2 separate regions of the Homo sapiens genome follow, and region 1 is linked to region 2. A link is a loop called in an ENCODE intact Hi-C map of the cell type or tissue named here. Cell type or tissue: dorsolateral prefrontal cortex. All regions are shown on one strand. Links, peaks and the distances in the headings refer to the core of each region. The heading gives the core; the rest is flanking DNA. Region 1 has its middle 52 kb from the start of LINC00494. Region 2 overlaps LOC124904924 (a long non-coding RNA gene).

What was found. Hi-C counts contacts between places; a loop is a spot of excess contacts. Peaks named below come from ENCODE experiments on the same cell type or tissue, not always from the same donor. Only the 100,000 strongest peaks of a DNase experiment are listed, where the experiment ranks them.
Region 1: a loop joins it to region 2, with 4 times the contacts of the local background. A loop is called at or near these places in 2 of 110 quality-filtered maps.

Annotation. Positions count from the first base shown.
Region 1 is chr20:48,405,558-48,418,198 of GRCh38, reverse strand. No RefSeq gene overlaps it. Among named protein-coding and RNA genes, the nearest start is that of LINC00494, 52 kb to the right of the region's middle. RefSeq lists an enhancer at 11,569-12,345. In dorsolateral prefrontal cortex, for the core only: no CTCF peak of the experiment used is centred there; a DNase peak (open chromatin) is centred at 6,734; H3K27ac peaks cover 481 bases.
Region 2 is chr20:48,277,878-48,290,518 of GRCh38, reverse strand. LOC124904924 (a long non-coding RNA gene) reads right to left here. Exons shown (of 2, transcript XR_007067634.1): 2 at 8,322-10,094. Among named protein-coding and RNA genes, the nearest start is that of LINC00494, 76 kb to the left of the region's middle. In dorsolateral prefrontal cortex, for the core only: no CTCF peak of the experiment used is centred there; DNase peaks (open chromatin) are centred at 6,568 and 7,035; H3K27ac peaks cover 1,999 bases.

The DNA of each region.
Region 1 (12,641 bases), core at 1,972-9,971, 130 kb before region 2:
AGTGAATGGATAAATAAACTGGGATGCCCATACTCCAGAATGACGCTCAGCTGTGGAAAGGAAGGAACCATTACCACATTGCAGCCATGGGCCTGTGTCTCAAAGGCATTATGCTGAGGGGCAGAGCCAGTGTCCCAAAATTATGTACTTTATGATCCTATTTATTTGGCATCCTCAGAAAAACCAAGTTATAGTGATGGAGACAGATCAGCAGTTTCCAGGGGTTCACTATAGGGATGGCACCGGACAATTGTTGGGGGGTTGAAACTCTTTTGGATCCTGATGGTGGTGGTGGTTATATGAATTTCTACATGGGTCAAAAATCCTTAGAAATCAGCTGGGTGCAGTGGCTCCCATCTGTAATCCCGGCAGTTTGGGAGGCTGAGGCGGGTAGGTCACTTGAAGTCGGGAGTTTGAGATCAGCCTGGCCAACGTGGTGAAACCCCGCCTCTACTAAAAATACAAAAATTAGCCAGGCATGGTGGCGGGCACCTGTAATTCCAGCTACTCAGGAGGCTGAGGCGGGAAGATCGCTTGAGCTCAGGAGGCGGAGGTTGCAGTGAGCCAAGATTGTGCCACTGCATTCCAGCCTGGGTGACAGAAAAAGACAAAGGCTCAAAAAAAAAAAAAAAAATCCACAGAAATCTGTACCAAAAATGTCAACTTTCCTATATGATAATTTCTTTAAATTAGGAAAATAATCATCTCAGGGAGTAAAATTTGAATTCACAGTGGCATCTAACCCACACGTCAGCTCCCATACACTGTGCATGTACCTGCCCACACTCCCTAGTGGACTAAATCTGCCTCTGCTTCCCTGCCCACCCTCCTTGCCCCACTCAGCCTCGGGGGCCCTTCTTCTAACAGGCCAAACTCGCTCCACCACAAGTCCCTTCCACTCCATGTTTCTTACTCTTGACATTCTTTCCCTGGGTACTCCGGTTCACCTGAGACTGAGGAGCTTTTTGGGACCTGAGACTTTCAGTGTTGGGAAAGTCACCAGAAAGCTGGGACGGGTTGGTCGCCTTTTGCCAGATTTACACCCTCACTGCATCCAGATCTCTGCTCAAATGTCTCCTTCTCAAATAGCACTTCCCTGAGCACTCCCCCGTCTCCCCTGCATCCTTGTACCCCACTTCATTACCCTCCCTCCTACTTGTCACGTCCTGTCATGATACAGCTTGTCTGCTTTTATTTGGTTATTCCATATACATCCAGTGAGTGTGTTATGGGAGTTAAGTTTAAATAAGAAAGCAAGCTGTTGAAAGTGACAAGCCATTCATGTATGGTTTAAACACATCAACTGGACAGTGTAATGTTTACAGGCACATATGTGTGGCAAAGCATAAAGCCCTGGAGAGGAACAAGGAGCACCAAGTGTGGACCTGTGGGCGGTGGGAGAAGGGACGGTAGAAGGGGCACCAGGGACATTAATCATTCCATGTGTTTTATTTTGAAAAAAAAATCTGAAGCAAATATAGCATGATAAGCTTTCACTGAGCTGGTTCGATGGGATCACAGATATTCATTACATTCTTCTTTATATTTTTCTGTAGGCTTGAACTATTTCCTAACAAGCTGGGCCTAGCAGCTCATGTCTGTAATCCCAGCACTTTGGGAGGCTGAGGTGGGAGGATCACTTGAGGCTAGGAGTTCAAGACCAGGCTGGGTAGCATAGTGAAACTTTATCTCTACAAAAAGTTTAAAAATTAGCCAGGTGTGTTAGCCTGTGCCTGTAGTACCAGCTACTCAGGAGACTGAGGTGGGAGGAGATCTTGAGCCCATGAGGTTGAGGCTGCAGTGAGCCACGATCATACCACTGTACTCCATCCAGCCTGGTTGAAAGCAAGACTGTGTCTCTTAAAAAAAAAAAAAAAAAGAAATGAATATTGTATAACAACAAAAAAGTAAGACCAGAGATCTGCTGCTTAAGAAAAAGTGATTGCTCTGATTGGGAAATCCCCAGAGTGACCAAACTTTCTAGATGACTCTGTTGGCTTTTCATGTCCCTCTCACAGAACACACATGACATCACATGACGTCACACCTGAGATGTCATCTGAGCTCCTGCCTCATGAAAGGGAGACATGAAGATGCATGCAACACGACCCTCGCCCTCATGGAACTCTCAGTCTAGCAACGGCTCCAAAAAAGCCAGAATCAAACATCTGTGTTCAAGGCATCAATAGGTGATCACTGAGCACATGTGCATGAAATTTGCTGCCCAATTTATTCAGCAAAGAAAAGTAGAAAATATCATTAGGGCCTTTCTAGGCCACAGAAATGGTGCTGGGAAAAGTTTTTCACTTCCGTGGCGCGTTCCCATGGCTGCCTCCTGTGCCTTCACACTGGCAGGCCCAGGGCTGCCAGGATGTGGGGTGGAGAATGGACAGTGCCCATTGCTGTGGGGTGTTGCTGTTGCCAATCAGGTCAAGTAACCAGCAAGATGGGGGTTCATATGGGCCTCAAGGAAGAGCACTCAGCAGTTCTAGGCAAATGACTCAGTTACAAAGGTTTATTTGGCTCTGGAGAGATAGTGACCAAGATGTTCATTCATCCATTTGTTCATTCACCAAACAAGGATGTATGCAGTACCTATGCTATGTGCCTGGTATGTTCTAGGTGTTTGGGAGAGAGAGGCAAGCAGGAAAGATGAGATCCTTGCCCTCCTGGAGTGCACATTGAGAATGCATCCAAAATAGAGTAGTGATGAGGGCTATGAGGAAAATGTAACAGGGCCATGGACTAGTGGAGGGTGGGGACAACAGGGTGGGCCCCTTAGATACAGAGTGGGGGCAGAGAGCCCCTCTGACTGCTGTAAGGGCTAAGCCCTGAATGTGGGGGATGAGGCAGACATGCAAAGGTCCCAGCAGAGGAACAGCAAGTTCAAGTCTGGGAGGTGGGGACAGCCATGCGGGTATGCTTGGGGAACAGCAGCGCCAGTGTGGCCGAGAATGAGAGAAGAGTGGAGTTGTCGTGGAAGAGACAGGCAGGGCCCATCTCGTTGGTCTTGGGGATGCAGAGAATGAAATTCATCCTTTTCAACTCACTGTTTGGAGGGGCCCATTCTTTCTCTAACTGGAAACTTGTGATATGAAGAAAGCACTGACAAGTTTTAATTTAATTTAGATTGTTAAAGCCCATCACACTATTCAATTTCCATCCCCTGGGCCCTTCTCTTTCCTGCCCTTGAGTCTCATGCTTCCACTTGGTCTGTTGACAAGGATGACTCACTCATTTGACGCAGAGTCCCTAAGCCATCCAATTTCCTGTGCATTATTAAAATTATTAAAACACAAAACCCAGGTACAGTTGTTATCTTTTTGTTGTTGTTGGTCCATACAGAAAAGAAACAGCAAACAAAAGAAAGAAAAAATCATGTGACCTTGGATTCTATGGGTCAGCACAGCAAAACAAAGGCTGGGAGGATTTTCTGGTTGACGTGCAACTGTTCCTTTGGGCACTGGGAAAAATGAGGCTTAGAAACAATGATTTCAGCCATAGCTTTTATTTATGGAGGGCACACAGGGTCTGTCTCGTGCTGGGGAGTTAGGGAGTAAACTACTTATGCATGGGGCATTTGTTATATCAGCAAACATTTATTGAGCACTTACTGTGTGCCAAGCATGGCTCTAAGCACTTTACACAGGTTATGTCGTGCTCCAAACAGCCATTGCAGAGGGCTGACCCTGTCCACTCCGTTTCACAGATGAGGAGCCTGCAGCAGGCAAACACCACTGCGGGAGGAGTGCTGACCTCCAGGCTGTGCAGAGCATCGTCAGTGAGACCCGTGAGGGTGTTCTTACTAATTGTGAGTGAATTTCAGCTCTTTGGTTTATAATCACATGCAAGTAGGGACTAGGGTAGCATGAAATCCTGAACTCTGTAATTTCAAAATTTGATCATCTGCTTTCTTCCCTTCCAATGGAGCCTCCGCAATCAGCTGACTGTGATCAAATCCTGGTACTGTGTCTTACAAACAATGTGACCAGTAGAAAAATTCTTCTCTCTCTGGGGTTAAATTCCCATATCTTATGTGTGCATGCATGTGCATGTGTGTATGTGCGCACCAACAAGTGTGTGCATGCTTACAGCATTTATGAATAGGGCTCTGGCGTCAAATAACCTGGATTTGAATTCTGGCTCAGCCACTCACCGGCCCACAACCTCAGGCAAATGACTTAACCTCTAGGTGCCTCAGTTTCTTCCTCTGTCACATGGTGACAATCAGCCCTCACCTCATAGGGTTGATGTGAGAATTAGATGAATTGGTCCATTTAAAACTCTTAGAAGGGAGCCTGGAACAGGGTTAGTGCTGGATGAATGCCCCTGTTATTACTGCTCATGGTTCTGCAGTGTGTCCATGTGCAGCTCTGTGCAGGGCACAGTAGGCATCAGGGGTGAATACATTATGAGCCCTACCTCCCCCACCTGCCACTGCCATCATCAGCGGAGGGGGTAACATCTTGGCCCCACCACTAGCTGGGTGACTTTGGGCCAAGTGCGTCATCTCCCTGTGCTTTGGTTTCCTCGCCCAGAAAATGAGGACAATGATCACACTTGTCTCCTGAGGCTGCTGGGAGGATGTGCATCAAGTCCCTAGAGCAGTGCCTGGCCTGCAGTTGGTGCTATGCATGCATTAGCTGCTATTCCTATTCTTATTAATACTATTAGTGCTTGTCCCATTTAGATTCATCCTAGAGGCGTATGGGCCAGTATGCTAAGCTCGTTTCTGATTTGGGGCCTTGCCATTTCCTCAGCTTGGGACACCCTTCCCCTGCATCTTCACCCGGCAGCTCCTATTCCTAGGTTGCCTCCTCAGGGAGGCCTCCTGGACTGCCCTCTCTGACAGCTCCTTGCTCACCCCTGCCCACTCTCTATCAAGTTATCCCATGTTCCCAATTGCTTTCCACCTGGCTTTGGTTTCCCAGAAGCAGATCCCAAGACAAGGATTTTAGTGCAAGTATTAGGTAGGTGCAAAAATAATTGCCATTATGCAAAAACCGTGATTACTTTTGCACCAACCTAATATAATAGTTTATGTGGGAGGTGGTCCCAGGAAATACCAACAGGGGAGTGGGGAAGTGAGACAGGGTGTTGCCACTGTGGGCAACTGGAGCTTAGTCCTCTACCAGCTGAATGTTTATCCTCCAATTTCTTTGCCCCGTTAGCCGAGGGCTTGTCCCAGGGCCATCAACTGTCAGCATTTCTGGCCACAGGGTAAGAGAAAGCTCTCAGGTGGACAGTCTCAGGATGCCCATGATGGCGGGACTGTGTCTGTTTTTTCACTGCTGCTTCTAGGACATTCCTTCACATTTAGAAGATGGTCTCTAAATGTGTGTGGAAGGAAGAAAAAAGAAAACAGGAAGGAAGGAAGGAACAGAAGATGGACTTTGCCCTTCTGTAACACCTTAAGAAGAAAGACAGAAGGAAGGAAGGAAGGAAGGAACAGAAGATGGACTTTGCCCTTCTGTAACACCTTAAGAAGAAAGAAAGAAGGAAGGAAGGAGGAAAGGAGGAAGGGAGGGAGGAAAGGAGGAAAAGAAAGAAGGCAGGAAAGGAGGAAGGGAGGGAAGGAAGTAGGAAAGGAAGAAAGGGAGGGAGGAAGGGAGGGAGGGAAGATGGATTTCTGCCCTTCTAGAACACCCTAAGAAAAAAGAAAGAAGGAAGGAGGGAAGGAAGAAAGGGAGGGAGGGAGGGACACCTTTGTTTCTTGTGGTGCAGGTTAATGCCAAAACTGGGGCTCAGCCTGGGAGGGTTCCTGGTGTTGTGGAGGAAAGAACTCAAGAGTGAGCCAGGAGTGAAAGAAAGCAGGTTTATTAGAGCAGCAGTGTGCAGCAGAAGGACTGCTCCATAGGCAGAGCAGCCCAGAGCAGCAGTCCCTGAAGACCAGGGCTAGCTGTATTTATACCACTTTTAATTATATGCTAATTAAGGGGTGGGTTATTTAGAATTTTCTGGAAAAGGGGCAGACGGTTCCCAGAACCATATAAGGTAACTTCTGGATAGTTTCCATGGCATTCGTAAACTGTCCTGGCGCTGGTAGGAGGTGGGAGTGTCTTTATGCTATTGAGCAGTGAGGGCAACTAGAGATCGCTTTTGCCACCATCTGCTGGTTTTGGCCAGTTGCTTTACTGCATCCTGCTTCGATCAGCAGGATCATGATCTGTGCTTGGAAAACAAGTCCTGCTGATCTCCTACCTCACTTGCAGTATTAAGGGAGCCATTCTCTGCCCATTCCCCATCACGGGTGGGATCTGGATCATCAAGGCTCTGAGGTTGAGCCTATAACCCTTTTTGAGGCACTGCCACTTAGATTCCAAGTGTGACTCCTCCAACACTAGTTCAATCATCTCCTCATTGCTTTAAGGGAAACAGGTTCAAAGCTCAGAGGCCTGGAGGGCTTTTTTTTTTTTTTTTTTTTTATCACTGTCAGTTGCACCAGCCCTAGAAGAGACAGTGGTTAATTTTATGTGTCAACTTGACCGGACCATAAAGTGCCCAGATATTTTGCTTAACCATTATTCTGAGTGATGCTATGAGGGTGTTTTTGGTGAGGTTAACATTTAAATCATTAGGCTGAGTGAAGCCAGTTGCCTGTCTCAGGAGGGTGGGCCGCATGCAATCAGTTAAAGGCCTGAATAGAACAAAAAGATGACTCTCTCTGAGTGAGAGGGAACTCCTCCAGCCTGACTGCCTGTGAACTGGAACTCAGCTGTTTCCTGCTTTTGGACTAGAACTGAGACATTGTCTTTTCTTTGGTCATGAGCCTGCTGGCTTTTGGACTAGAAGACTATTGGCTCTCCTATGTCTCCAGCTTGCAACTCACCCGACAGATGTTGGGATTTATCAGCCTCCATAATCATGTGAGCTAACTCCTTACAATAAATCTCTCTCTCTCTCTCTTTCTTTCTCTCTCTCTCTCTCCCTCCCTCCCCGTCTCTTCTCTGTCTCCCTCCACACACACAGACCCTAGTGTTCCTGTTTCTTTAGAGAACCTTGACTCAAACAGAAGGTAACTGGGGTAACTGGGGATGGTTCAGAACAGCCCTCTGGTGTGATGAGCGCAGTGGCTAGGAGGACACAATGGCTCTCTGTGATCATTTGCCTAAAGAGTTTAGTGGACATTTGTTCTTCCTTTTTGCCAACCACTGATGGGTGATTTCTATGGAAGGAGCTACAGTTAGTCCCTCAGGGGGCAGTTGCAGGATTCTGGATACATCTTCAGTGTCTCATACCTGTGCTATTGGCAGCATGGGCTGGGATGTGTGTGCTGGGTGAAGGCACCAGAGACATCAGGGGACCAGTTATGATTGGGGGGTGTGTAATTTGGGGGCCATGTTTCCTGGCTGTGTGGCCTGCAAGTCTAATTCTTTGGTAGGCATGAGCCCAAGCTACCCAATAGGATTTCATAAATAAACCCCCTTCCTAATTGAACTGGCTGGAGTAGGTTCCATTAGCAACTAAAAGCCCTGATCCATATGTGGTAAAAGTTTATGAAACATTTTAATCAGTACAAAAAAATATATAGTAAGGAATGTGTGCTTGGCTCTGGATTTAAATGGAAAGGCAGGGCCAGCAGGTGGGAAAGAGATATGAGAGAACAAAGTAAGGTTGTCTACAGCTGATCCATTTCCTCAGTGTATTAATTCAACCAGTAACCATTGAGCTCCTCCCGTTCCAGGCATTGTGCTCCGTGCATAGGATTCAGTGATGTCCAAGGCAGATGAGACCCCTGTCTTCATGCAGCTTCTGTTCTAGTAGGGAGACAGCAAGAGACAAGCACACAGTGAATAAGATGATTTCAGATTGCAGTGAGTGCTTTGAAGAAAATAAATCAGAGTGGGGATAGAGAGTGATGGAGATACACACCTCCTTTGGACAGGGCGGTTGTGAAAAGCTTCTCAGAGGAGGTGACACTTGAGCTGCGACCTGGAGGGTGAGAAGCAGCCATCTGGGCTAAGTGTCCCAGGCAGAAAAAAGTATGTGCAGAAGCCTTGAGACTAGAAAGAACTTAGCATGTTTCAGAAGCAGCAAGGAGCCCATCATGCATGGCTTTGTGGCCACAGTAAGGAGACTGGATTTTACTCTAAAAGCTTGGGGAAACCACTGGGAGTCTTAGGCAAGGGAACAACATAGTCTTATTTTCCTTTTACAAACTGACTTTGACTGCTGAGTGCAGGATGGATTATGAGGGGTTGGTAGACCAGGTGACCAGCCAGGGTTGTTGCAGTTGTCCTGAGGTTGGGGATGAGAGATGATGGCAGGTTGGGTGCAGGTGGGGGTGGCAGAGGGTAGAGAAGAGAGAAGTGAGCAGATTCAGAATCTACTTTGGAAGCAGAGCTATTAGGAGGTGCTTATGGGATTGGGTGTGGGGTGTGAGAAAAAGGAAAGTGTTGGACGTAACCAAATGGACATAGATGATCATAAGAAGAATCCATTACCATCTACCAAACAAATCATAGCATTAAACACTTTAGAGTTCAGAAAGCCCCATCATATACATTGTTCTCATTGAACCATACAAAGTTCACAGGGAAGAGGCCTTAAGGATCATCTAGTGCAGCTGCTTAATTTGAAGAGAGGAGGAAACTAGAGCCAGAGAGGGGAAGTGACTCACCCAAGGTCACCTGGAGAGAGAATTCCAGACCCCAAGTCAGAGTCCAGGCCTTCCAATTTCCAAATCATTGCTTTTTACACTATGGAATTTGGTTAGGAAGACTTCCTTTGCGTCGGTTTCTTTCTCTTATCTGCACAGTGGGGTACTGTTGGCTGCCTTAGGGATCACTCCTGGGAGCACCTTTCTCGGCCCATGCACTCTCCTTGCCCTTCACAAACTCAGATGGCTCCTCCAGCAAGAATCAAGTCCTGTCTTGCCCTAGGCAGAATCCATCACTCCAGTGCCTCTAGCTTCAACATATGCATGTTCTTCCACCCAACAAATCCTATATTTAGAAACGTATCCCATAGAAACCAAAGCTCTACAGTACAAGAATACATATTCAAAGATATTTATTCCAGTGCTGATCATACTTAGTTGATTATAGTTGAATCATTGAATCTGAAAACACTCTGAATATCCATTAGCAGGGGAATGGTTGATTAATGTAAAATTTATTCATATTATGGAATATTAGATGGTTATTTTGAAATACTGAGTTGGATCCTGATATATCAATTGAGATGATGTCTATACCATATTGAGGATTAAGAAAACACAGTATGAAGTATTTATGTAGTCAGATTATAGTTTGCAAAAGAAACCTAAGCCCTTATAAAGAGAGGTCAGGAAATCCTTGTCAGTGTGTATATGCCTGTGTATGAACCTGTGTAGAAGTGTGTAGAAAGTTGTGGAAGGAGACACATTTGGGAGTGGGGTTGGGAAGGAGGAGACAGGCAGGGGGCAGGGAAATTAGAGAAGGATTGAAAAGGAAGCGTGGTAGAATCCTGGGAGAAAATGTAGACAGAGTCTCCCTGTGTGTGAAAATTGACCATGTACATAGAAATGCACCAAGTTGACAAGATGTGGTTGCATTGGCCATTTTTATCTTGACTTATGTGATTATCTTGACATATTTTGGTAACAAAGATAATATACAAGTGAATGAACAAACTGATAAAAAGGAAAGAGCCCCTTGGTGGAGGACCTCAAGACCCACACAGAAGGTACAGTTGGCTTTGAGGGATTTCCCAAGACAGAGGAATAGGAGTGAGGTTGTCAGGCCCTGGGGGAACCAGGAACAAATGTGTGTGCAGCCCTCAGACCCAGGAGGTTGATTCACTCTCTGGGGACAGGGTTTCAGGACTCTATTCTTCTCTGCCTGGGGAGGGGGAGAGGGTGGGTGAGACCTGAGGTAGCTGAGTGTCCTTGGATTCCCTGCCTCATCCTGGGCAGGGTGGAGAGCCAGCCAGGGAAAGGTTACAGGACAAGAAAAACTTCAGGTGGAGACAACAGTAGATTTTAGCCTCTGTGAGCACACGCGGCTGTGCAAGGGGTGGTGGTTATCAATGACGGTCTCGCCCCTAAAGAGGTGCTTTGGGTGCACAATGCTGAGAGGAGCGTGATGTTGGCATTTGGGGTGTGAGCTGAGGATACTATGCGGCTGTAATACATAGGACAATCCCACACCATGCAGAATTTATCTTGTATCTTGCACTAGTTTTGAATGTTTCACTGGACATTCATGTAAGCAAACCCTATTTACAATGATCTGAGCCTCCAGTGAAAAGTCCAGTTTACATAGAGACGATCATAATGTTTTAATAATCACTGACTTTCCTGGGACAGCAACTCTGGTGTAAATCAAGGGAAACTCGTGTTTGTTTTGTTCAGAAGTTCACCACCAGCGGGTCAGCATCCTGAGCCCTCTCCTCACTAGCGGCAATGTGCATGACATTTGAGGTGGCAACTCAACAGGCTTGTCACCAGTCTGCATTTACAGCTTAATCACTTCTAGTGCGGTCAGTCAGAGCATTTGCATGTTGAAGTATGCATTAATTTGTTACAAATTACTTTACATAAATTACTTTTCTTATACTTCTGTCTTTATATTATAGTTAGGGCATTATATTGAACTTTTAAAAAGATGTGGATAGGCTGTATTTATGAATTATATTTCAAGATACAAGTGTGGAAATTATAAAATATTGGTTTAAAAAAGGTGGCATAGGTTTGGACACAGCTGAGAACCACATTTCTAAAACTCAGCAGTACCTTCTCTTTCCCCAGGGAAACTGCAGCCTCATTTGGAGAGGCTTTTGAGCTTTTTTGTTAAATTAAGCCAGATCTTTTACCATGAAAGAGGATCTTTTCTTTTCTTCTTACTCATCAAGTCTTCCTTTGCCAAGATTCCCCTTAATGAGTCTGCTGGAGGCCAGTGTAATTTTGATCATTACAACCTTGGGCCATATAAATTCTCCTGGAATTGTCCCTACAAATACAAGTATAACTGTCTGGCTCCAGTTTGCTGCAGACATGGCTGGGGCTTCTGCCAAATTTAGGTCACTGCCTGGTGGGCGAATGATTTGTCCCTCCATAGGGGACAGATCAATAATCAACAAACAAACACATTAAAAAGATAAAAAGGCAGAAAGCTTAGTTATGCAAATCAGGGTGGAAGAGAGAGAGGGCAAAGAAAAGGGCCTCATTCATATTCTGCAACTTCAGCACGCCCTGGCCCATTGGCCGATTTCTATTAAAACACTCCGCCCAGAGCAGCCAACACTCTGGCTCATTAATAAAGGTTTGTCCCAACTGGAGTAAACACCACCCGTTCCCAGGACACCCAGAAGCAGAAAATTAACCAGAGGTGAACTGGGTCATTAGCTGCTGCACAATATGGGTCATCCTAGATTAATTTAGTTCCCTTCAACTGGAGGCTCAAAGAGAGTGACCGGTTCTCATGGAGTGGGACAGTGACTTAGCAGCATGTTGAGGTCTCTTGGATACCAGGCCAGGAGCTGTCATTATGATTCATGGCACCTCTGACATCACTCGGTGGTTTTGTGATGCAAAGTTTCATGTTGTCTAAACACACACAAGGGAACCGGTGAGTTTGTGTGTGGTTGTTGTGTGCACACCCACAGAATGGGACACAGACACACAGAGGACTAAATGACACACTGGGTTCCTACAAGTGTCATCATGTCACAGTCCCTGAGTAGCCTGTTATACGATGGTGTTCTTGAACTATGTGAATATTTGGGCGATTGCAGGGATGAAGTTAGACAAATCCAAGCGTTATAATTCTGCATTATGCCTATGTTTTGACTTTTCGTCTTTTATTTGGAGAATAAGAAAGCCAAATAGAGAAAAGGAAGCCCAGCCAACCAGCCCAGTTTCACGTGGGCAGAACCAGGAGGAAATTCAAAGGGGAGGGAATCCCCCTCGCCAGAGTCGCCTCCGCGTGCACCAGGAAGCCCACCGCAGGCCCACCATCTGGGCTGGGAGATTCGTCAGCAGACATTGGCCTGCGACAGTCACACTTCCTGCTCCTCAGTCTGAGATGCCCCAACCAGATAGCGGAGGCCCAATGGGGAAGGAGCAGCCTCGGCGGAGGCCCGCCTGGTTTTCCAGCCCTGGACTTGTAGCCAGGACATCAGGACTCCCTCCTGCTCCCCAACTCCTCCTGCTGGTGAAGCAAGCCCCTCCTGCCCAGAGTGGAGCCTTCTCTGCCCTGGAAAGATGCTTGGAAACTTGGCGATGCTTCCAGACGTGCAGGCGCCAGGGGCCTGTTCTCTTCTCCTCCCCTTTCTCCTGGACTTGCTGACCTTCCTTCTGTGCCACAAACGGCCAGGTTCATTCCCCTGTGTGGCCGTGTTCCTGTCCCCAGCCCTGTGCATGGTTGCACCTCCTCACTTTTCAGGGCTCTGTCAAGTGTCACCTCCTGGGTGAGTGCCTCCCTGACCACCCTGTCTCCAGGAGCCCCCTCCACCCAGGCACTTCCTAGCATGTCACCCCATTTCCTCTTCTCAGGACCCCTCACCACCATCTGAAATGAACTTGAGTGCGTGATGAGTTGGGGAACATCTCTCTCCCTCCTTACCTGTGTATGAGCTCAAGGAGGAAGGGACTGACCTGACTTAAGAACCCGTGTGCCCAGCGCCTATGGCAGCACCTGGCACGGAGCTGCTGGCTGCCC
Region 2 (12,641 bases), core at 2,120-10,119:
AGCTTTCAGAGTCAATCTTTCATTTACGCTAAACCCAGCTCTTCCTCCTTGCTACTCGATCAGCAGACAGTTCGATATTTTCCTGGGTTTCAAATCCTGGGCATTTTCAGCCCTTTTTTCTCTCTGCTCTGCCAAACAAGTCACTCACCCCCACTATTCATGCTTCTCTCCCTGCTGGTCCCCATCAGGGTGGCACCAGTGACTGCCACTGTCCCAGTCCTCAGAGCCACCAGGCACCCCATCCACAGGGAGAGCTCCTTTGCCCTAACTTTTCCAGCAATAATCCCCAAATATCCTCTTAAACAGGGAGGAATAGATCACACGCACCCTCCAAACCAAACAAGATGGCCCGGGGATGAAATGCATAGACTGACCTAGACTTCATCTATGCACTATTTGAACAAATGTGTACCCAGCAGGTACCAAGCTGCAGGCAGTGTTTGTTCTAGGCGACGGCAAATCAGTGGCGGAAAAGACAGAAATCCCTGTGGGTCGTGAAGTGGATGCAATGGTTGGTTGTACATTTCCTATTGCCCCTGTAACAAATTACTCAAAGAGCAGCTAGAGTAACTTTCATTTGTCTCTTGCAGTTCTGCAGGTCAGAAGCTCAAAAGGGCTAAAATCAAGATGTTTCCAGGACTGTCCTCCTCTGCAGAGGCTGCAGGGGAGAATTCGTTTCTTTGCCTCTTCTGGCTTCTAGAGGATGCCAACATTTCCCGACTCCCGGCCCCTCCTCTGTCTTCAAGGACAGCAGTGGAAGGTTGAGCTCCGCCGTTGTGACATTGTCACCTTGCTTCCATCTTTACATCTCTGACTCAGAGTCCCCTGCCTCCCTCATTCACCTTTAAGGACCCCATGATGACATTGGACCCACCCGGATAATCCAGGGACATCTCCCCATTCCCAAGGTCAGTGGATTAGCAACTTTAATTCCTCCTTCTCACATAAGGTAACAGAGTCATAGGTTCTGGAAATTAGGACGTGACACCTTTGGGGGGCCATTATTCCACCAGCCACACTATAGCACACTCACCCTGTGAATCTGCAACACCTTCCTTACACTTACTTAAATCTTCACCCTGTGACTATTCCCATTTGGGACAAATGAGGCAGGCACGTGAGTATTTTCTCCCAAGTCACATAGTTGGGAGGTGGCAGAGCCTGCCCCAGAAGCTGCATGCTCAATTCTGCCCTGTGTTGCCTTTGGCTAAAACAAAATCAAACTTGCCTCCCATCATGCCAGCTGCTGGAATTCCACTGACTGTCCAAAACAAAGGAAGTGGAGCAGATCAGAGGAATGATCCATATTTGGAGATTGTTAAGGAGGGAAAACACCAATTTTGTTCTGTTCTGGTCTCACCCGTAGTACAAACATGGAAAGGTGCTTTCAACTCATCCATTTGTGTGCTTCCTCATGCAACAAATATTTGTGGAGCACTTACTATGTGCCAAGTACTGATGTGGGCACCATGTGACCTAACTCATAACTTTCACAGCAATTCCAGGGCATGGGTGCTCTGAGCTTGGTATCTCCCATTTTACAGATGTGGAAACTGAGTCACAGAGTGATGCACTCACTGGTTACTCACCTGGGTCCCCTTTGAATGGAAGCCACCTCACCTCTCACCCACGCTGTCACCACCGCACTCCACCCCAGGTCAAATGTCACCACCGCTGTGCAGACGCCCCTGACCTTCCTGGCAGAGTTCAGGACTCCCTCCGAGGACTCCCTTGGGCTCTTTCATTTTGCTCTTCGGGGCTCTGGTCAAATGGTGCTTAAAGTTTTATCTGCACATGTATCTCCCCTGTAGCCTGCTAGCTTCCTGAGAAGACAGACTAGCTTTATATTCCCAGGGATTGGCACAGGTTAGGGACTTCAGCAATGTTTGTGAATGAATAGGTGATTGAATGGATAGATTGTGGGACTTCAGTAATTCCTTGTTTGTTCTTTGTTTGTTTGTTTGTTTTAGACAGAATCTTGCTCTGTCACTCAGGCTGGAGTGCAGTGGTTTGATCTCGGCTCACTGCAATCTCCGCCTCCTGGGTTCAAGTGATTCTCCTGCCTCAGCTTCCCGAGTAGTTGTGATTACAGGCGTGCACCACCACACCAGCTAATTTTTGTATTTTTAGGAGAGAGGGGGTTTCACCATGTTAGCCAGGCTGGTCTCGAACTCCTGACCTCAAGTGATCTGCCCGCCTCGGCCTCCCAAAGTGTTGGGATTACAGTGTTGTGGGCCGCCGTGCCCGGCCTTCAGTAATTCCTATTAGTGCCTTAGGCGTTCCCTTGACCCTTGAGTATGTTTCTCTGTGCTGCTGAGAGAGAGAGGGTGATGCACACAGACACAGTGAGAGTGGGAGAGAATCACAGAGATGAAGACAGGCCGGGAGGCCCAAAGAAGACCCAAAAGAGAGGACAGGGAAAGGAAGGAGGACGGAGGAGAAGGAGCCTCCAATGCAGCTTAAGCCCCGAGGGTGGCGGTGTCAACAGCAAGGCACCTCTCCACCCCTCCCACCTCCCTCTAGGCACTGGGCCTCATGCCATTCATTGCACAGGCAAAGCAAACTCCTACCCCAGGGCCTTTGCACAAGCAGTTTCTTCTGCCTGAAATGTTCTTCCCCTAGGTCTTGACCTGGCTCTCTCCTTCTCACCATCTGTGTGTGTATTCGGGGGGTGAGGGGGAAGGGAGCTCAGAGAAACCTTCTCCAATGCCTTTCAGAAAGAACTCACCATAATTCTACCACAATCGCTGTTACTGTTTTTCTTTCAAAACCATTAGCCCCAGGTGGCAGTGTGCTATTTGTTAACTTGTTTATGTTGTCTACCCCATGGAGTGTGGCACCAGGCATGAGGGCTGGCAGGCTCTATTTAGGTTCTGCTTTAACCCCTGTGTCTAGTACATAGGAATTACTTAGTGAATATGTGTATTGGACATTGTGGATAAAGGAAGGAAAGAGGGAGGGAGGGAAGAATGAAAGAAAGAAGGAAGCTCCCAGCTGCTCTCCTTGCTAAACCCCACTGCAGAATGCTGTGTGCAGAGGCAAATAGAAATTGTTCAGGAAGCAGGCAGGAAAGCTGTGCCCTCTGCGCACTCTCTGTGTCGTAAGGGTCAAGGTCTGAATGCCGGCTCTTAGCAACTCTGGCCAAGAGGATGCTCTTCTAGAAGGAATGTGTCCTTCCTGAAGCAGCCAGGGGCCCGGGACAGGCTATTTGAGGCCTCCTCTATGCCTTATTATGGCAGAGACGGCTCAGAACTTTCCTCAAGCAACAAGAGAGAGCAGGGAAATACAGAACCAATGCAGACCTCCACGTGGGTGTCATCTCAGAGGAAGCAGCAAGGTCATCTGTCCCCTGCAAGGGAAGAAAGAAACCCTTTTCTTTGCTTTCATTTGTTCTGAGGCCTGGAACAGCAGCTGCACTTTTTTTCCTGGCAAGCTGGAGAATTAGGGCGGGCACAGATCTCCTTTAAAAGGGAAAATATTTCTCTCCATTCTCAGGAACCTCAGTCGAAAGGAAACACTCCTCACTCTGAGGCCTGTTTTGTGCCTTCCCCTGTCCATGCTGCAGGCCCCAGTCTCAGCCTCAGCACAGGTGACATTTAAGGGATGGCTCTGGAGCTGACCCCACTGCCTCTAGCATTAGGACCAGACCTCAGTTTTCTCTTTAGTAAAGAGAGCCTGATAATTTCTCCTCTCTGAAGACTGCTGTGGGGGTGGATGAACCCTTGCAGGCCATGAGGTGGCAGCTCCAGGGGACAGATGGCTGCCTGTGGGAATGATGCCCCGTGCAGCCAAATCTCCTCCTTCTTCTTTAAAGACAAATCAGAAATCTGAATGGTTTATCTGGAATCTCCCAACTGATTAAAAATAATGTCAATGACTTATGGTCTGCACTCAGTCAGTCTCCTTAATTATATAGAAGTGGAAAGAGCAATGAACTAGCAGTTAAAATGCTTTGTATTTGAGGCCCAGCTCTGCTACCTCCCAGTGGGGTAACTTGACCTTCCACCTTGCCAGGACTCAGTTTTCTCGTTGGTAACCTGGGGATACTAGCCACACAGTCAATGAACAATGGGTTGCTGCAACATTTAAATGAAATAATGTAAATGAAAAGACTTTGGGAAGTGCAGTTCATTCATTCACTTGCTCATTAACTCAAATAATAATCATTAGTGAACTATTTTGGAGCAAACACTGTTCTTGATCCCTGGGGTGTAGATAGACAGAGTAACATGGTCATTAAAGGTGAGGACGCTGAACTAGACTGCCTAGGACCAAAGTCAGGCTCTTTAACTCACTAACTTTGGGATAGGCAATAATAATACCTGACTGAAAGGGCTATTGTCAGGTTTAAAAGAGTTAATATATGTAAAGCATTCACAACATGCCTGGCACAGAGCAGCTGCTATAGAAGCTTTTGATCATAAAAGATCATTTTCTTTAACATCAACAGTGGAGAAGTTAAATTACACTTTAAGAAGACATAGCTGAATATCTTACCTTAAAAAATACTAGAAGGCTTAAAAGAATAGAGCAATGAACACTGGTGTAACCTTTTAGAAAGTTTTACAGCCACAATTCTTTAAATACAGAGTGAGGTTTTAATGATTAATCATTAACCATTGAGAACACACAGATATGTGGAATGTCTTAATTTATTAGTTGCTATGGTTTAGATATTTGTCCCCTCCAAACCTTATGTTGAAATTTGATCCTCAGTGTTGAACGTGGGGCCTAATGGGAGGTGCTTAGGTCATGGGGGTGGGTCCCTCATTAATAGATTAATTCCCTCCCTGGGGAGGACAGTAGGTTCTCCCTCTATTAGTTCCCCATATAGTTGGTTGCTAAAAGGGGTCTGACACTCCCCTCCGCCTTGCTTCCTCTCCCACTGTGGATCTCTGCACATGCCAGTTCTCCTTCACTTGCCCCCGTGAGTGGAAGCTGCCTGAGGCCCTCATTAGATACCCAGTCTTGAACTTTTCCAGACAGCAGAATTGGGAGCCACATAAATGTTTTATTTGTTGTTGTTGTTGTTAATAAATTGCCCAGCCTTAGGTATTCCTTTACAGCAACATAAAATGGAGTAAGACATTAGGGACAGAGGCTAAGGATTAATTCTACTGCCATTATAACACCTTAGGTTCCTTTTTATGAAGTGCCACTTTAATGACACAAATGACACATGAATACATTTCCCTTATTAAAAATAATGAAAACATTTGCATGAGGCTCAAGTCCTCTTTGAAATCTGGTGTTATTCTGCAGTAACATAAAAGGGAAAAGCCGTAATTTCAGTAGCTTCAAGAAACAAGGATTATTTATTGTTCAAATCCATATCCATCTCAGGACAGTGGGGATGTCTACTCCACAACACTTTCACTCATATGCCTGTGATGGCAGCTCCTCCGCTATCTAGGATGTGTCAGCAAGGTAAGAATGCAAAACATTTACAGTACTGGATGGTAATGGCATCTTCCCCAGGCAACATACACACTTCCCATCACATTCCATTGGCTAGAACAGATCACATGACCACCCCCAACTTCACAAGGTGAAAAAATGTCAATCTTACCATGCACCTGACTCCATCGCTTACCAGCCACATGATTTTGGGAAAGTCACTGAATTTCTTTGTGCCTCAGTTTCCTCATGTGTAAATCAAGAAGAGAAATGTGGCACTTATTTCAGAGGATTGATAAAAGAAGTAAATGACATTAAAAATGTAAAGGGCTTAGAAAGGTGCTCAATAATATTAGCTATGATGAGAAGGAGGAAGATGATAAATAAATCTTTGTGTATGTTTAAGAGTGATCCATAAATAAATCCATAAATAAATCTTTGTGTATGTTTAAGAGTGATCTCATACTGTGGTTCTGTCCTGTAATCTATACGTGGCTGAATCTTCAATACTAGTAGAAAGAATACTCTTTGCTGTATTCTATAATTTTAGGGCATATGTGTATATATACACACATACATATTCATATATATGCACATATTCAATGTACAGATGGTCTCCAACTTATGATAGTTTGACTTACAATTTTTCAACTTTATGATAGTATGAAAGTGATATGCATTGAGCAGAAACTGCATTTTGAGTAGCCGTACAACCATTCCGTTTTTCACTTCAATAAATTCAATAAATTACATGAAATATTCAACACTTTTTAACAAAATAGGCTTTGTGTTCGCTGATTTTGCCCAACTATAGGCAAATGTAAGTGTTCTCAGCACATGTAAGGTAGGCTAGGCTAAGCTACGATGTTTGGTAGGTTAGGTGTATTAAATACATTTTTAATTTAATGATATTTTCAACTTTATGATGGGTTAATCAGGATGTAACCTCATTGTAAATTGAAGAGCATCTGTAGTATAACGTAATACAATAAATATACATGCAAAGTACCTCTTTCCTTCTGTTTCCACGAAACCTGACTGACATACAGTTTTACTGCATTTAGCCTGAGTCCAGAGGCACAATTCACAGAGCAAACAATGGGTTCATGTTCGGTATTTCCTGATGTGGTCAAGGGAGCAGGGCTGTTCTTGGCAGGCAGTTCTCGCCCACGTGCTAGCTGGCCCTCGGCTGGCTGATGTCAGAGACAACACATGGGTCAGGGAGCTCAGATGCTTGAATGGTGACACAGCTGGAACCCCAGTTAGTACATGAGAGAGGAAAGCAGAATGAGTTGAGGTCAGTAGAGGGCACGTGGGACAGGTGTCGGAGCTGAAGTGTGGAGAAAGGGAGGGATGTGGGCAGAAGCCAAGTTCTGGTAGCAGAGGCTCTGAGAGCAGCCTGCATTTGTGGTGGTGGGGGCAGAGGTCGGGACTACTGCGATCCAGGCACCCAAAGGTCAGTAGAGTCAAAGGGCTCAAGGACTTCGGGTTGACTCTGGATGATGACATGCCCGGATGGGCGTGAGTGGACAGGTGCCTTGTACCTGCGGAGTGATATGGTTTGGATGTTTGTCCCCTTCAAATCTCATGTTGAAATGTGACCTCCAATGTTGGAGGTGGGGCCAGGTGGGAGGTGACTGGATCATGGGGGTGGATATCTTGCCAAGGGCTGAGCGCCATCCCCTTGGTAATGAGCGAGTTCTTGCTCTGAGAATGGATTGTTTACAAGAATATGGCACGTCCCCCGCACCTTGCTCCTTCTCTCACCATGTAATGCCCCGGCTCCCTTTCACCTTCCCCTATGATTGGAAGCTTCCTGAGGCCTCGTGAGAGGCAGATGCTGGCAACACACTTTCTGTACGGCCTGCAGCGCCACGAGTGAATTAAGCTTCTTTTCCTTAAAAATTACCCAGCCTCAGGTATTTATTTACAGCAATGCAAAAACGGACTAACACACCCAGCATTCACCCCCATGCTTCTGAAGCCACACTCTTGAGCTTGCTCTAGAAAACACAGCTTTGCTGGTCTCCGGTCTGTGCCAGGGTGATCATGTGACTCAGGCTTGGCCAATGAGGTTTCACATGACTCTGCCCACAATGATTGGTTCAGGAATGGCACGTGACCGAGTCAGAGCCAATCAGACCTCATCCTGGACCTCTGCTGGGGGACAGGGTGGGAGGTGTAAAACTGAGGCTTCTGAGCCACCAGGGGATGGCATCTGTCTCAGTGCAATTTCAATCCAGCAAAGTCACTCTGAGACAGATAGAAATGTGATAACAAGGTTTTACCCTCTGGAATTGGATGTGCCCAAGGCCAGCTCTATCACTGGCTTTTCCTTGGCAGGAGGCCATAGATTCTTTTCCTTATCTGAAGCCAGGTGGACTTGGGTTTCTGGCCACCTACAACCAAGTGTATCCTGGTAGCTAGAATGTGCCTCTTTGAAGACTGATGTTCATTGTCTTAGAGTGGAAAAGTAGACTGGCCACCCTGCAAATACTCTTGCAGACTTTCCTGGTCCATCTAGAAAAAATTCTTTTAGCTTCTCAAAAATTGCAGTTTACTTCCGTGCTCCCGAAGAAACCCAGTGTTAATTCATCCTTGAAGGGTACATGTCTTTGGAAGAGCTTTCCATGGCCTCTAATGTCAATTTTCCTTTTGATAATTTGTCTCTGCAGTATTAATGTCCAATGCAGTTTCATCCCCATCCAGCCCACCCTAAAATCGCCATAGTAGCCAATCATTGATTGATTTGCTTTCTTTTTAAAATAAGTCCTAGTTGAACCCCTAAAGTGTGTTTACTTTGAATGCATTACAATTGTACTTATCAAATTAGAACTGTATTACTCCCCCTTAAGTTACCTTGAAAACAAAATCAATAGTTTATTTAACCAGAATCAAGAAAAGAAAAAAAATACCCCGAGGAATCTGTGTAATAAGTTTTACTTGGAAAGAAACAATGTGGATAAACATGGAGAAAGCATTTCAGTGTAAAGCAGGGTGTATGGGTAGCTTGGAGGAATAAACAGGCACCAAATTTAATACTGTTCATTTCTGTGCACCTTCTTATAAATAGCAGGCCTTTGTCAAGCATGGGTTGCTTTCTGAGCAAGCAGTAGAAATAAACAATCGTATGACATTTTTAATAGTGACAGCAATTGGATTTAATGCAGGTATTTATACTATACTATTCTTTAAGTAAATATTTGAGACCCTTACAAAATTGGGCTGCTCATCAGTGCCTCCAACTTGGACTATAGGGACAAAATGTGCTCTAATTCAGATACCACCAGTTAGGCTCCCTGTGTGTGTTTTAAATTTGCAATTCCTCCGGTTTTTCTGTCCCCAGGTCGTAGCTCCTCAGTACTGAGCAGAAATGACAATTCCCCATGGAGTGACAGATGTGGCCCAATATCCTCTATGACCTGAGACTTCCCATCAGTTAATCTCCAGCTGGCACTTGGAAAATATCTGATTGTAATCAGGAGGTGCATTCTTCAAGGACTGATGAGCGTCTCCTGGGGGATGGATGGTTGGATGAAATCTGAACGCAAGAGGAAATCAGAGAGTTGGCTCTTTTGCCAGCTTCTAAATCTATCTTTTCCAGGTCTCCACATGCTGGTCCTAGAGGTCATAGAATTCTAGAGTTAGAAGAGACTGAGATTCTGGCACTTTGGAGGCCAAGGCGGGATCTCTTGATCCCAGGAGTTTGAGACCAGCCTGGGCAACATGGCAAGACCTCATCTCTACAAAAAATTTTAAATAATTTAAAAGTTAGTTGAGTGTGGCAGCACACATCTGTGGTCTCTAGGGTGGGTTCCATGGTGTCGTTCCGACATTATTCCCAGCTGCACAGACTTCAAGAATCCTGATTTGCTGTCTCTTCTGGAGAGTCTGTGACCTCCCCAGTGCCATTTCCTAAATTCCTTTTCTGCTTAAATAGCTAGAGTGGACCCTCTCGACAGAGGACCCTGAGACAGGTGCTCATCTCTTCCTCGTCTAAACAGGTGGTGGGCACTGCGTAGCCACCACTTAGGTGACTGACACAGAAGAGCCTTTCCTTATCACTTCCCTGCAGCAACTGACAGACTGAGCAGAAAACAGTCATTTTTGCTTGACAATAAGAGAATTTGATTATAAATCAATGAAGAACCCATCTGTGACCATGTTCTCACCAATTCTAAATGTTACAAGTTGGAAGAGAACAAGTCTCTGTATAATACTTGATATTGATATTAGTAACTACCAAGATAGGATTTTCCTGAGGGATAGGGAGGAGGGCTGCTCACAGAGAGACTCTGTGCTCTGGTCCCTGAAACCCATGGGAAGTGAGACCAGAGGGCTAGGGGTAGAGGACAATGTCAGGGTAAAGTGAACAGAATGCATTGGCTGCTCTGGTGGACCCTACTGATTGTCCCTGAAAATCTCTTGGCTGGTCACTGTGGCTCACACCTGTAATCCCAGCCCTTTGGGAGGCCAAGGCGGAAAGGTTGCTTGAGCCCAGGAGTTCGAGACCAGCCTGGGCAAATGGTGAGATGCTGTCTCTCCAAAAATTAAATTAGGCAGACGTGGTAGCGCACACCTGCAGTCCCAGCTATTCAGGAGGCTGAGGCAGGAGGATTGCTTGAGCCTGGAAGGTAGAGGCTGTAGTGAGTCATCTTCATACCACTGCACTCCAGCCTGGGTGACAGAGTAAGACCCTGTCTCAAAAAAAAAAAAAAAAATCCATTATCTCTTCATCTCTTTTGTCTATAGTCATAGAATCCTAGACCTTTATCTAGCCACTGAGAACACATTTTAGCTGACTTTGTAGGTATTTGTGACCAGATTACCAACTTCTAGTTAGTGGAATATAAACCTAGGTGCTGTGTTCAAATTCTAAGTATTTTAAAGAGACAGAGCATCCCCTCCCTCCATCTGCTGGCTGGCCCATGGACTTGGGTGACAGATCTGGAGCAGACACCTTGAACTATGAGTGAGAAGCCTCATGCAGGGCATTGCAGGGCATTGCAGAGCAAGCTAGAAGGGGCCTGATCCTCGACATCACAGGAGCCACTGTACCAGCCCTGGACTGTCCACATTTATAGAACATAGAAATATATTTTTATCCTGTTTAAGATATTAATATAATACTGTCATTTTTTCCTATTTGGAAACTCACAGCAGAATGTAATCTCAATGAACACAGAGACCATTTTGCTCAGCACTGAGCTAGAATCTTTGAGCAGAGGAAGAGAGACTTGAGGTTAATGTGTAGCTGCACTGAAAAGTCTGATTAGAAAGACGTCTCCACGTGGGTGCTGATTGGCCAGAGCTCCATGGGCTGGAGACTGAGTGATGTGGAAAAGGGTTCTGAGTGGGGGCAGACACTCAGGGACTGGCCGGGGTAGACTGGGCTTGGGAGCTGGGCCCTGAAGTTGGAGAATGAGGGAAAGAAAAGCAAAGAGAAAAAGGCTCATCTTCCAAGGCTCTGAAAGGCGTGTTGCCTTCCTTCCCAAGACAGAAGGAAAGAATTTAACAGCATTAAAGCAGGCTTCCACAAGGAAATAAGTACGGATGAGGACTCTCCAACATTAAGATGTATCGACAAAGCTATCTTGCAAAGTGCCCAGCACACAGTCTGTGCTCAACGATTATTTGCCTTATTGTTATCAGAAAGGGGTTCCAATCCAGACCCCAAGAGAGGGTTCTTGGATCTCGCACAAGAAAGAATTTGGGGTGAGTCCACAGAGTAGAGTGAAAGCAAGTTTATTAAGGAAGTAAAGGAATGAAAGAGTGGCTGTACCAGAGACAGAGCAGGACATTCCTGAAAGAGGTGGAATGCCCCCACCTTAGGTGCAAGGCTTGATTAGATATAAGATAACAAACATCATGGGGAAGATATGCTCCACTACAGGGGTTTGTGATAAAGGATTGCTAATCGTTGTGTAACTACTGTCCTTCCCAAGAGTCTATATTACTATTTTTAAAGCAAGACTTATTCTTAAAGTAGGACTGCTTTTGTTCTTAAGATATCAGGATGTCAAAACATTTCCTGCATCTGTTAAGTTCTGGGTCTGTTTCTGTTCCCTTAACAGTAAACATCCTGTGACTAAGAATGCCTGGCCTCCTGGGAATACAGCCCAGCAGGTCTCAGCCTCATTTTACCCAGCCCCTATTCAAGATGGAGTTGCTATTCAAGATGGAGTCGCTCTGGTTCACACACCTGTGGCCACAAAAGAAAGATTGGATGACTATATAAGTGATCAACCAACCAAACAAAAGAGAGGCAAGTAATACGGTGCGGTGACTAAAGGATGGTGCTGGAATTGGAGGACTGAGGATTACTGTTGAAATTCTAGCTCTACCATTCAGCAGCTGGTGAGTGATCTGGGCAAGGCAACCAGTTTCCTCATCTATAAGTTGGTGATGATAACCATCATGATAGAGATTCTCTCTTTAAGGATTAGGTTGAGTGAGATACCAATGTAGACATCAATATATACTGCTTATCCCAGTCCCTGGAAAGTAATAGTATTCAATAAGTATTGAATCACAACAATGTTATTATTGTTTTTGTTGTTGTTGTTGTTGTTGAAAATGAGAGCCTCTTAGGGCTTTGTGAATTTCCTCTTTCTAAAGGTCCAGGCAGCTTCCTCCCGACATATTCAAATCCACCTCTGTGCCTGCCCAGCCCTGGATCTCCAGTTGGCTCTAGGAGGCCTATTCTGACCACCCAGCAATTTTCTCTTCGAACGGCACATTACTACCTTGTCATCAGGCACTCGATGAGGGCTGTCGAGGACACCTTCTAGAATCTTATCTTATTTCATCCCTTGACGTCCCAGCCACATGAACAGCAAGTGAAGCCCATGTAAATATCTGCCCCTACTAGGTTTTCCACACTCATCCCTTCCATTTTCTCCTCCATTTAAAAATCCATGTACCTTCTCACATTTTTAACACCTTATTTTTTAATCATAAGTTTAAATCATTGTATCAGAAATACTGAATATTTATATTCTAAAAGAAGACTATTACATCAATTTTAACGTGTGTCTAGTGGAAACTCAATACCATAATGATTGATACCCACCACGATTGATTTTAAAAATGCATGAAAACTCAGCTCTAATTGTTGGAAATTTTGCCTTTTTCTCCTAGAACTTCTACTCCTCTAGCCAACTTTGATGGGAGTGTATCTTACTTTTATGCTTGGAAGTCTTGTATTGATCATACTGCAACAAAAACATGTATAAATTAAAAAC